3 separate regions of the Homo sapiens genome follow, and all the other regions are linked to region 1. The links are chromatin contacts, found by Hi-C or POLR2A ChIA-PET in ENCODE. All regions are on one chromosome and are shown on one strand. Each heading gives the region's core, a stretch centred on a gene start or an enhancer-like site at or near the end of the contact. The rest is flanking DNA. Distances are from core to core; before and after follow the strand shown.

Region 1 (4,475 bases), core at 1,473-3,972:
AATATAAACCAGGGAATACTGGTGATGCCCACATATACCCACCTCAAAAGATGTCAAAAAAATATATATAAGAAAACTCATTTATGGTTTTTAAAAATGTCAAAAACAACAACATAAGCATCTTGGAAAGCCAAGACTAGAAGGAAATATTTTAATATCAGCGGCTTTACCAGAAAGCTTCACCAAACATCATAATTAATGCTAAAACATTAGAAGCATTCCCCCTTAAAGTCAGAAACAATGCCATGTTTGTTGTTAGCTATCAGTGCTATTAGTTTTTAATCTACCAGTGCTCAACATTTTATAAGATGTATAATTGCAAAAGCAATGAGAAAAACACATAAGTTATAAAAACTGAAAAGGAAACCACAAAACTGTGAATATCTCCTGATAATCAACTCAATAAAATAATCTGATACATGATAGAAAACTCAAAAGTTTTGCTATAACCAGAGAAAACAGAGAGAGAGAAATGTTACTGAAAGTTTCCATCCACCACACGAATCAAACCATAAAATAGGAATACCAGGAAGGAATGTTATACGTATGAAGAAAAAAAAGAAAAACTATAAAAATTTCCCTAACAGTATAAAACAAGATGTGAATAAAATGGAGAGGCCACATTTCTGAGGAGAGAGACTCAATACTATAAAGATCAGTTGTCTCCAAATTAATCTAAAATTTCAATATAACCTTATTCAAAATAGCTAAGGATTTTTAGTTCAGTCTAAAGTTTACCTAGAAGAAGAAATGCATAAGAAACATTCAAGAATATTTTCAACAAGAGTAATAAAGAGGGAGAAAGGGTTACCAAAATTTAAAATATGCATAATCTTTTAACTGAGCAACTTCACTTCTAGGAACCCATGCTCCAGAAATAATCACACATAGAGGAAGTTTACTGAATTGTTAACAGTGGCTGACAATCAAGATGCAAGCAGGACTAGAAGTGGAAGCGGTAATTTTTACCTTACATTCTTCCATACTGTTTAATTTTTTAAAATCAAGGATGAATTAAAATTTGTAATTAAACATCGATCAATAAATTAGAAAGTTATTTTCATTATAAATCATCATTTGTAATAGCAAAAAGAAACTGCAATTAAATGTCTTTCAAAAAGGGAATAGAATAAATTATAGCCCATTCAAACTCACGAGATACCAGTTAGCCTTTTAAAAAGTATTAGGGAGACCTATATGTAAAAAGTAAAAATGTCCAACATATGTAATTAAGTCAATAAGCAAGCGGTATGCAAACATGTTTGGTATATGGTATAGCCTCCCTCAAAAAAAAAAACTTTACGTGTACTTGTATGTGTCTAGAAGTGCATTTGCAAGATTTTGAAAAATGAACACTAAACTGTCAACTTTACACTGGAGTGGGACTGGGGGATGAAAAGAAATATTTAAATTTTACCTAACAGTCCGTTATTTATATTGTTGAAGTGTACATCAAACTTGCATGTCTGCAATGAATTTTTAAAATTAAGTGGTCATCTCATATAAAAATGACATGAACCCCAAAAGACAATTACAACACTGAAAAATACAGTTTAAACGTTTATTACTGTTATCCTCAGGTTTATTCACATACACTTCAAATGATCCGTAGCCTTCAGCAAAGGTGACTGCCATTTTAAAGAAATGTGACCAAATATTTCATGATAAAACAGAATACATTAAGCCTGCAATGAAAATTTTAAACTTCACAGAACCAGCAGACTCAAAAGAAGCGCCTATGCGGATGTAAATTTTTTTTTTTTTAATGTCCGGAGAAGGAACTCTCAGATTACTCTCCTCCCTGCAAAACGACTATTTACCACCTCCCCTTTGCTTCAACTTGGTCTGAGCGTCTTTAACCTCACCATTTTGAATGTGCGCAAAATGATTACCAGTCATCTGAGGGAGGCCAAATTAAAGGTGCATCTGCAAGAGGAGCTCTGGCCTGACATCGCTAACTGAGAGCAGCCCTGGCGGAAAGGTGCTGATCCCGGGAGTAGAGCGACTGCTGCGGCTCGAGCGGGGTGTCTGCGTGCCGAGCCTCACTGACAATCGGGGAAAATGCAGACGCCCAGCAAAACGACGGCAACAGAAGGCTCCTCGGGGGAGGGGTGCTGCAGGCCTGTGGCGTAAGATGGTTCCGCTCTACGCGGGGTGACGGGAAACCGCAGAAGGTGGGTGTGAGGTGTTGGTTGGGGGGCAAACTCTTGTACAGTGGCGAGTGTAGGGGAAAGCCAGCGGGCTCCTTGGCCAAGTCACCAAGGACAGCAGAAGAGGCAGCAGTAAAGAGCGGCAGCGAAGACCCCGATACCAACCAATGTCATCTGTCGGGGGGCGGCGGGCGCGACCGTCCCGGATAGGAGCGCGGCCCGGGTCCGGGCTGGACAGGGCCCAGGAGGCGAAGAAGGCCTCCCACAGCCATCAACCCCACCCACCATGGCCGGCGCAGCAGGCCAGGGACAAGCCCCGCTCCTTCCGAAGCTAGAGACAGAGAAACTGAGGAGCTGAACGCAGCAATTTCCTCGCCCCGACCCCCACACTCCCGACAGCGGAACAAGCCAGACTGAAAAAAAAAAAAAAAAACCCTCACCGAAATGTGCAGCGGCTCCGGAGCGAGAACAGCGCTCGAACCTCCACCCGCCACCACCGCCTTCTTCTCCGCCTCCAACTCCTCCCCCGCCGAACGCGAAGCGGCTGGCGGCTGTGGCGGCGGCGGCGGCGGTGGCGGCGGCGGAAGCAGAGGCGGTGGCGGTGAGTCCCGCCCCTTGCGCCGCGGTGGAGGCGAAGGAGGAGAGTACGCAAGCCCCTCCCCCATAGCAGAGATGACCAGTCAGCTTACAGGGTCTCTGCTGGGGGACAATGCATACGCCCAATCAGAACCTGAGGAGTGGGCTCACGTCAATGGTTGGGACGTGGCAGAAAAAGGGAAAAATACTTGGACCTTCTCTACAGCCTGCTCCCCCATCTCCCTCAGGGGGAGTTCACCAATTGGCTGAAGAGCGGAAAGACGAAGCCGACTCAGTCCCCCGCCCCAGCCGAGCCCACCTCCTTTCCCTGCAGTACTGCGACGTTTGGGGAGGGGGCGGAGCACCGTGTAGGAGCTAAAACTGCGCGGCCTTTTGTGGTTTGGGCTGAGAGAAAAGGGCGGGGTCTCGGAAAGGGAAGGGGGTGTGGAGAACTAACAGAAAGACTGGCGCAGTTAGGCTTTTTCGGAAATTCCAACAGCAACAACCAAAATGGAGGCATTAAAATCGATCCTGATTCGACTGGAAACCTGATTAACAAGGTTAAGGTCTCCTGGCATAAAGTTCAGTTACAATGCAGATATCGGTGAGACAAAAAAAAAAAATGACACGAAGAAAGGCTTGTTTACCCACCCTGACCCTGGGCACTATATGGCGCTTTCCACCCTCCCTCTCCGCGCTGACCCTTGCCCCTCGCTTCTTATTCTGCTGGGGCGGGGTTCAGAGGAGGCCTGCCTTTCCTCTGTATAGCCTTGGGCTGACCACAGCCTCCCAGCTTGCATCTTGAGGCTGTTTGTCAAGCCGGGAAGTAACAGCTCCCATCACATGCAACCAAAATAAATACAACAGCTGCAGTCCCCGGACACCTTGCTTAATTTAAACCTGGGTAACAGTTTAGTTAATTATGTCAGTGATACAAAACTGTTTCTTCGTTCCGCACATATTCCCTTTATTCATCTTGAAACGTGTCCGCTTATCTGATTACAGTCCCTCTGTCTTCTCTTATTCCCCACCCCCGACCCGTCGCCTGATGCCCAGGATATATTCATCGCCACCCCTCCCCCGCGAATTAAGAGCCCCACTTCTTGTGCTGTCCCCTTAACAACAGCGAACTCTCTTGCCAGTGAACTGAGACTAATTTTTTTTTGCTGTTGATGGAAATAAATTACCCAAAATTTACTGTAGAAATTTAGGTTTATGAGAATTTGCCAGACATTTTGTGAAATCCAATCTGAATCCCAGCCCACTCCTGTAGTACGTTTCTTACCAAAAAACCATTCCTTGCTTGATATTACTCTGCCTTCACACGTGTTGCTATAGGAGTTCTGACTTTAACCATCCAAGTACCTCTTTGAAAAAAAACAAAATTCATATTTTAATTACATTTCCCTAGTTTCCCTTTAGGGTGTTCCAGATTGGCCCAACTGGATACATTAACCTGTTCTAGAAGGCAGGGATTCCCAAATTTCAACCTTTTTCATACTGTATCTGTGTATACTACTCACTGTCCTTTTTTCTTTAAATAAATGTATATTTTCTTTAATTTCTTTAAGAAGGAGACTTTATAAAAGTACTATAAATGGAAAACTAGCATCACCTATTATAAGTTGAAAGTAACTGTAAGAAAAATGAATGCAAAACAATGTTTTTAAATTGTGGCTAGAAACTGTTGTCCACTAAAGGCTCTAAGTCTAAAGACAACTGTCTTTGTTAAAAGGGCAAGCTACCAAG
Region 2 (2,500 bases), core at 1-2,500, 2.8 Mb after region 1:
TTCTTTCTTTTATAGAAGTAGGCTTCAAAGAAACAACGAAAGGTGCTAAAACTGGTCTCTGGATGAATCTCTGCTAGGACTTAGAGAAACATGGAGACCTAGTTGTTATCATACAACTTGTCTTGCTGCCACTTGTCCTGTCCCTTCAAGGAGTTATGGTTATCAGGAAAAAAGCCAATTAACAAACTCTGCTTAATTTTTGTGGTGATAATTAATCAACTCTAAGATTTCAGCATAAAATCCCAACACCTTGCCCTGTGTGACAAGACCCTAAGTGCCTTGCTCCTGCCTGGCTCTCCAGCTGCATCTTGTCACTCTACACTCCTTACTCGACTCCAGCCACACTGGCCAAGGCCTGCTGTCTCCAGATCTTGCATAACCGCCTTCACACATCTGCTCGGAGTTCACTTCCAGTCTTCCTATTCCTAGCCCCATGAGCTACTGAACACTTGAAATGTGTCTAGTCTGAACGGAAATGTGCTGGAAGTATAAAATATACACCGGATTTTTATGACTTAGTAGATATAAAAGAAATATCTTATTAATAATCTCATATTGATTGCCTGTTGAAATATTTAAAATATGTTGGGTTATTATTAAAATTAATTTGATCTGTTTCTTTTTACTTTTTTTTTTTTTTTTTTGAGACGGAGTTTCGCCCTTTTGTCCAGGCTGGAGTCAAGTGGCATGATCTCGGCTCACCGCAACCTCCACCCCCACCCCGCCCGGGTTCAAGCCATTTCTCCTGCCTCAGCCTCCCAAGTAGCTGGGATTATAGACGCCCGCCACCAAGCCCAAGTAATTTTTGTATTTTTAGTAGAGACGGGGTTTTGCCATGTTGGCCAGGCTGGTCTTGAACTCCTGACTTCAGGTGATCACCTGCCTCAGCCTGCCAAAGTGCTGGGATTACAGGCATGAGCCACCGCGCCCGGCGTTCTTTTCACATTTTATGTGGCAATTGGAAAATTTAAAATTACACTCATGGCTCACACTGTTTCCATCGGACAGCGCTACCCTATGGCATGACCCTCTTTTGCTGCCCTCCTGGCACTTACATTGTAGAATTTCAGCATCCGGGCTCACTTGGTCAGTGGCCTACTCACCCAAGCAGAATGTACCACAGAAACCTTGCCTGGCTCACCCACACCTGATTCCCAGGCACTCAGGCCAGGGCCTGGAGCATAGTAAGTGCTGACTAAATATCTTTCGAATGAATGACTCTACTCTTCCTCAGCTGGACTCATGAATTCTGTCGGGTCCCAAAATACGTGGTCTAAAGTCCTTTGGGCTCCTGCCGCTGCCAGCACTGATCATATGCTCTTGACCCTGGTCGGGTGGGGGGATGTCTGGATACCTCCTCTGTGGAAAGAACTGGCCACACATCCGCAGAGGTGACTCGGGCTGAGAACCCAGGCTCCTCCTCCCTTTGGTGACACGCCCCTCGGTCCCTCACTGGCACTTCTCCCTCCGGCCACACGGCGGCGTCTCGCCATAGCGCAGCGGCCGATGGTACAGCCCGCTCCCCCCTCGCGCTCTCGGACAGTGGGTCCTTCCACTTGTAGAAAAGCATTGTGGGACGGAAGCCTGTCCTTTCTTCCTTTTGGTGCGAGCTTGCTGTGGTTTTTGCTCTGGGTCCTCTGGGATGGCGCCTGGCTGTGGCCGCGTGGTCTCTCACGCAGGGGCGCCGGGCGGGGGAACGCGGCCACCCTGAGTCTGGTGAGTCGACTGCGGCGGCCTGTGTCCGAAGTGTCCGGGGCCGTGAACAAGGGCAGCGGCCTGGCCTCAGGCCTGCGTTCCCACGTTTGGAAACGGGGAGCTTCGTCGATTTGTGTTTACATCATCGACTATGCCAGGGAGTTCTCCAGATAAGCCTGGTTTTATTTTCGTCAGTGAAAAGGCCTTACCGTATAACTGACTTTATGCTTGCCCTGCCCCCGTATAAAATAACTTAAAAGCAGCGTGCCTGGTTACAGCTGTTTCCACGTGCGGTGCTCGTCGGGAGTGATCACCTACCCTACAGGTGAGTTTTCACGTTCGTGCAAGACCAGTCGCCATTTAAAACGCATCGCATTTCACTTTTCATTATTAAGTCGGATTTTAAATCGTGAGAAAATTTCTCTGAAATGTATTGTCCGTTTTTAGGCTGTAATCGGCATTACTGTCAGCCAGTCAGCAACCTTATGCCATAAAGCCTACCTCACGCAGTGTCAGCCTTTGTGTTGCCCATTCACTTTGGAAACTAGTGAATGTGGTGTCAAAAAAGGCGTAAATTAAACGCTTTGCAGCCTTTTCCTGCCCTTAAATTTGATACCTTTGGTGTAGGAGCTGCATAAGTAACAGTTGCTGCTTTTACGTTTCCACGCGTGATCTTGACCCTGCTAGCCTTAAGTGTATGGTTTCTCTTAGCCAGTTCTAATTTTTGTTCAGGTGGAAGATGGATGCCTGAAGTGTAGACTGCTGCTAGCTGAATACCATCTGGGAGCATAAAGGTGACCTGAAG
Region 3 (4,475 bases), core at 1,081-3,580, 2.3 Mb after region 1:
TTTTGATTCATTAAATTCCACCCTCGTTTCAAAGAAAAAAACTAAAACTAAATTTGGAAATCACACATTCTAAGTGACAAAGAGGTGTTTTAAAGAGTATAAACATCTGCAGTAGGACACGCTGTACTTCACTAAAAAGTTTTATGATATTTCTATTATTTTTTTTAGTTCATCTTATTTCCAAAGAGGAAATTTTTCATAGATGATTAATATACTTATTCAGCTGCTTTTAATGTGTATTCCTTCTGTTTCCTTAATCAGTAATCAAACATTAAACTGCATTCTCTGTGGATCATAAGCTTTGTCAGAAATAGTTATACTTTTATTTAGAGGTTAACATGCTTGACTTCTAAAATTGAGTACATGTCTCTCACAAATGAAATTATAAATCGAGAAAAATAACAGTAATTATATTTAAATAGATGGGGCACATTAATATAAAAATTCATGCTTTTCATCTATATTGCTTTAAAGGATAGCATATACAGTAGCTGTTTGATCAGCTGGACAGACTCCTCAGTTTTGGGTAACTTCGGCCTAGCTCTAAGACCCAAGGCTTTGTTTGAGCCCTACTGCTGTCACCACCTCCATGCGTGTCACAACACATCACTCTTCTTAAAGAACCGAATAGTTTCTGTTGTTCAAATTAAATAAATCCTCACTTCTGAAAGAGGAATTTTAGTTTTCTATTCAAAATAATTGCAAGTCAAAGAACTAATTTGCCACATCCAATTCACATAAATTGCTGTACTGCAACGCTCCCAGGAACTGGAGATAGAACCTTTTAAAGGTCAGATGGGGTGTAGAACAATGAAGGGTTGAGGCGGATGAAGATGGGTGGTTGATATTTATATGTAACAGACTGGTAAGAAGTACTGAGAATCTCCTCTGATGACCAAGTCTTACCATTTTGAGAATCTTAGTCTTGGGCTTCTATTCTCCCTCTCTTCAGTCCAGGGAGACCAACCTGCAAAATATGTTTAAATACAGTAGACACATCGCCTCACCACAGGTCAGCAAACGAAAAATGCCTCTTTAGAGGTTACAGACGAATAACCATTTTCTGTGGTTAAGATAAGTTACATGCAAATTATTGTTAACTACTGGGATTTCTGAAAGAGCTTTCCAAGTGGCCTATAGGCTTAACTAAGGGACAAAGGAATCCCTGGTACTTGGCTTTGCAGAGTCCTGGGCTATTCTTAGTGTTTGGTTCATCTTTAAATTGCATGAGTTCAAAAGGTTTAGCAACTTAAAAGTAGAACCAAGTGATAAAAATAGATTGTTTTCTGGCTGCTCTTTGTTCCCAGACATACTACTGGCAGTATATTTGCAATCAAGACGACAGAATAGGAATCAGCCTTCCACCGTGTAGTGTAATGCCTCAGAGTGGATATTTTTGGAAATGGCACTGCATTACATAACCTTCCGTGTTTAAAAAAAAAAAAAAAACCCTACACGGCGGGGGGGGTGGGGGGAGTCAGGAATATACACCATTCTGTCCTTCTCCCTAAACCAAATAAACATTAATGTACATACTGCTGCAGTGATTTACCCTCAACCTTTATATTATCAGAAGACCGCTCTTTTGTTAACACAGTTATGACAAAAATTAAGATGAATGGAGAAACTAAAAGTTCTCAAAAAGGGTATCATTCGCTCTTAGAGTTTTCCTATAATGTTATTATAGATACACATAAATGCACATCAGATTATTATAATCACCAAGAAAAAAACAGTCATTTATTTTTAAGGCCCTCCCCGCCAAAGTTCAACTGCTTTATAAGAAAATGCAGAAAAAAGTGCTGCAAGATCGAATGCCTAAGAAGACCCTCGGAAGCAGCAGCATTGAAAGAGTAATCAAGTGTAAGGGCGGAGGGACACAAATTCATTTTATAAAAAGGGAGGAAAAGCTTGCATGCACCAAAGTGCATTTAATGCAAAGAAACACAACAGTTTCTAACAAGGCTTTAGGAGCAAGAAGAACAAAATTAACCACACCAACAAGCACAAAACCCCACCCCTTCCCAAAAGAATTCATTTCTCCCTCCGAACTTGTGCATTTTAGAAAAAACCCAAGTTAAATTCCAGCCTGAATGCAGCACAACCAAAATGCCAGAATTTCTCCAAGGTACACGCTTCAGCTCTTTAAAATTTAGAGGGAAGAAGCATGAACTCTGCAGGGTTGAAGGGTCCAGCTAAGAGCAACGGCAAGGAATCGACACAAAAGAGAAACCAGCGCTCCCAGCCGGGGATAGGAATGGCATATACTTACAGACAAAAGCCCCGCTCCCTGTTCACTCTCTCTCCTCTCTACACCTGAAACACAAATGTGGTTGAAAAAGGGCAACATGCTAGAAAGACAGATTGGGGGGGGAGGGGGGATTGGGGGAGGGAGGGGGAGGGGAAAGGGGTGGAGGAAGAGGAGGGAGGAGGGGGAAGGGAAACAAAACCCAAACCGGCTTCACTTCCAAGAAGTGCAGCCTTGGAAAAAGGAGGAGGAGATCATCTCCCTGCCTCGCGCTCTCTCTCCAAGAGTGTGTGTGTCTCTCTCTTTCTCTAAGAGTCTCTCTCTCTCCCTTTCCCTCTCTCTCCCGCTAGGGTGCTAGTGAACAATGAGCTAATTCTGATGGAGCTGGCGCGGAGCCAGCGCCCCAGCCTTGCTGCCACTGTGCAGCCGCCTAGGAGCCAGACTGCTTACTCGGCAGGAATCGGCGGCTCTGGGCCCCGTCGGCGAGCGGCCAACAGGCGCGCGCGCCCCGACACCCCGCACCCGCGCCCCGGGCGCCCCGCTCGCCGCGCCGTCCCCACTGCACCGCGCGGCGCCCCGGGGAGACAAAGCGGACCCGCAGCTCTGCGCCCCGGCCCCGCCCCGGGAGCACGGCGCGCGCAAATCCCCGGCCTTCCTCCCCGCCCCCGGCCAGCCTCTCCGCCTCGACGTGCGGTTGCTTTTCAGACAAATAAGGAGGTGGAGGAGGCGGTTTGGGGGCGCGCCAAGCGTGAAGGCGGCCAGGGTGCTGCACAGCCCGGCGGCCCGCCAGGGCCGTGGGGAGAGGCGGCGCGGCCCGTACTGTAATAATAAACCTGCAGCAGAGGGCATCTGAGGAAAAGAGGACGGCGACGGGCGGCAGCCGCCTTCCTTTTATGTGCCTGTCCTGAGCGAAGCAGAAAATGGTGCCTGCGGCGGCGCGGAGCCGCGCTCAGACACACAAAGAGTCCGCGAAGGATGCATTTGCACACGGCCTCGGGTCGGACCCTGCCCCTCAGCTGGGTACGCGCGCCCCACTCCCTTCCGCGGGGAAGCCCGGGGCGGGGAGCGCCCCTGAAGGCCGGGCCCAGAGGTCCTGTGGCTGCGCGTGCACACACACACGTGCACACAGTCACACGCGCACAACCAGCCAGAGCTGCGGCCTGGCGTGATCGGCCCAAGACATACTCCCCTGGTGCTTCCTTCTCCTTCCCTATACGCTCCCCCACTGCCTGCCCGTCTGAAATTGTACTTTTTAAAATCGAGGATTGCTTTAAAAAATAAAGTGCTTTGCCATTTCTGATTTTTGTAAACTCGTCGTTCTTATTTAAAATCTATCTTTTCATAGTAATGTAATAGCTCAAAATTTTGCAACAAACTCAAATAAACTGGTTCTGTTGCCAATAAAGCAGGATATCATTTTATGGTAACTCTCAGATGTCACAGGAGAAGATTATTTCCTAATTAAATTGCCTTTCCAAGAAAAAAAGATATAAAGGATCATAGTGTCTTCTAAATTTGCCATCCACTTTTTCCCCTAATCACTGAAAGCAATGTTTTCCATTGTAACAAAGAAAATAAGGCAAATTTACAAAACTCAATTTTTAAACGTGTTTACAGAATGTCTGATGTTTTAGATTTAACATACTGGGTACAGCAATAGCAAACCTTAAAAAGCAATACTTTACACTCACAATTCTAAAAGAATGCACTGAGTTCTCTGTATGCTTGTTGCTGGGACTATAGGTCACCTTTAAAACTACAAAGCCATTGCCACAACAAATGCCTGTTAGACTGCACTGGGTATGATGTTTAAGGAGCCCACTGAAAGCTTCTCTGAATTAATCTAAAACATCACAGTAATTTTCCTGCAAAAATAAGATGATTTGGCAGCCATAGCTAGGAACAAAGGGAAGAAATATAAAACTCAACAAATTCCCTTGACCCTTTCAGGCCAGTTTACCAGCCAGGGAAGTACTGGAAGGAAGGTGTAAGGCATAGGCTGGGTGGTGGGAGAGGGGAGACGCCTGGGGGCTGATCTGCAAGTCTGGAACCCCAACACGCTGCTCAAGGGCACCTCAACATTGAGATCTTTGGCATTCACCTCAGGGTCAGGCTGGGAAAGGACCCCAAGGGCGCACCATCAAATCAGACTACCAAAAATCTATCCCAGTGATATTTGTTCAAAAGCTGCTTCTACAAGGAAACATACATATAAACACATACATAC

What was found. A loop is a pair of places that touch in the nucleus more often than their neighbours do. ChIA-PET counts read pairs that join two places held with the same protein, here RNA polymerase II (POLR2A). Pooled maps may share reads with other maps.
Region 2: a loop to region 1 is called in a map of CD8-positive, alpha-beta T cell, with 8 times the contacts of the local background. The contact joins the promoter of EPB41L4A-AS1 here to the promoter of PJA2 in region 1. A Hi-C loop is called at or near these places in 2 of 168 maps with a recorded cell type or tissue (CD4-positive, alpha-beta T cell and CD8-positive, alpha-beta T cell) and 14 of 50 pooled maps. POLR2A ChIA-PET finds 5 or more read pairs at or near these places in 2 of 52 experiments (CD4-positive, alpha-beta T cell and activated B cell).
Region 3: a map of gastrocnemius medialis shows a loop between it and region 1 (14-fold over the local background). The contact joins the promoter of NREP here to the promoter of PJA2 in region 1. A Hi-C loop is called at or near these places in 2 of 168 maps with a recorded cell type or tissue (gastrocnemius medialis and naive thymus-derived CD4-positive, alpha-beta T cell), 1 of 37 single-sample maps with no recorded cell type and 12 of 50 pooled maps. POLR2A ChIA-PET finds 5 or more read pairs at or near these places in 1 of 52 experiments (activated naive CD8-positive, alpha-beta T cell).

Annotation. Positions count from the first base shown.
Region 1 is chr5:109,407,252-109,411,726 of GRCh38, forward strand. It overlaps PJA2 (praja ring finger ubiquitin ligase 2), which reads right to left and starts at 2,723. Exons shown (of 10, transcript NM_014819.5): 1 at 2,591-2,723. RefSeq lists enhancers at 1,808-1,907, 1,948-2,067, 3,178-3,357 and a silencer at 2,588-2,667.
Region 2 is chr5:112,159,276-112,161,775 of GRCh38, forward strand. It overlaps EPB41L4A-AS1 (EPB41L4A antisense RNA 1), which reads left to right and starts at 1,251. Exons shown (of 3, transcript NR_015370.2): 1 at 1,251-2,020; 2 at 2,428-2,500. SNORA13 (small nucleolar RNA, H/ACA box 13) reads left to right here and starts at 2,210; the gene lies at 2,210-2,342. It also overlaps a transcript of EPB41L4A not described here. RefSeq lists enhancers at 1,118-2,317, 1,136-1,345, 1,218-1,950, 1,726-1,825, 1,846-1,895 and 1 more.
Region 3 is chr5:111,754,864-111,759,338 of GRCh38, forward strand. It overlaps NREP (neuronal regeneration related protein), which reads right to left and starts at 2,331. Exons shown (of 4, transcript NM_004772.4): 1 at 2,273-2,331; 2 at 907-967. The coding sequence starts at 909. RefSeq lists an enhancer at 1,531-2,088 and silencers at 2,682-3,081, 3,102-3,461.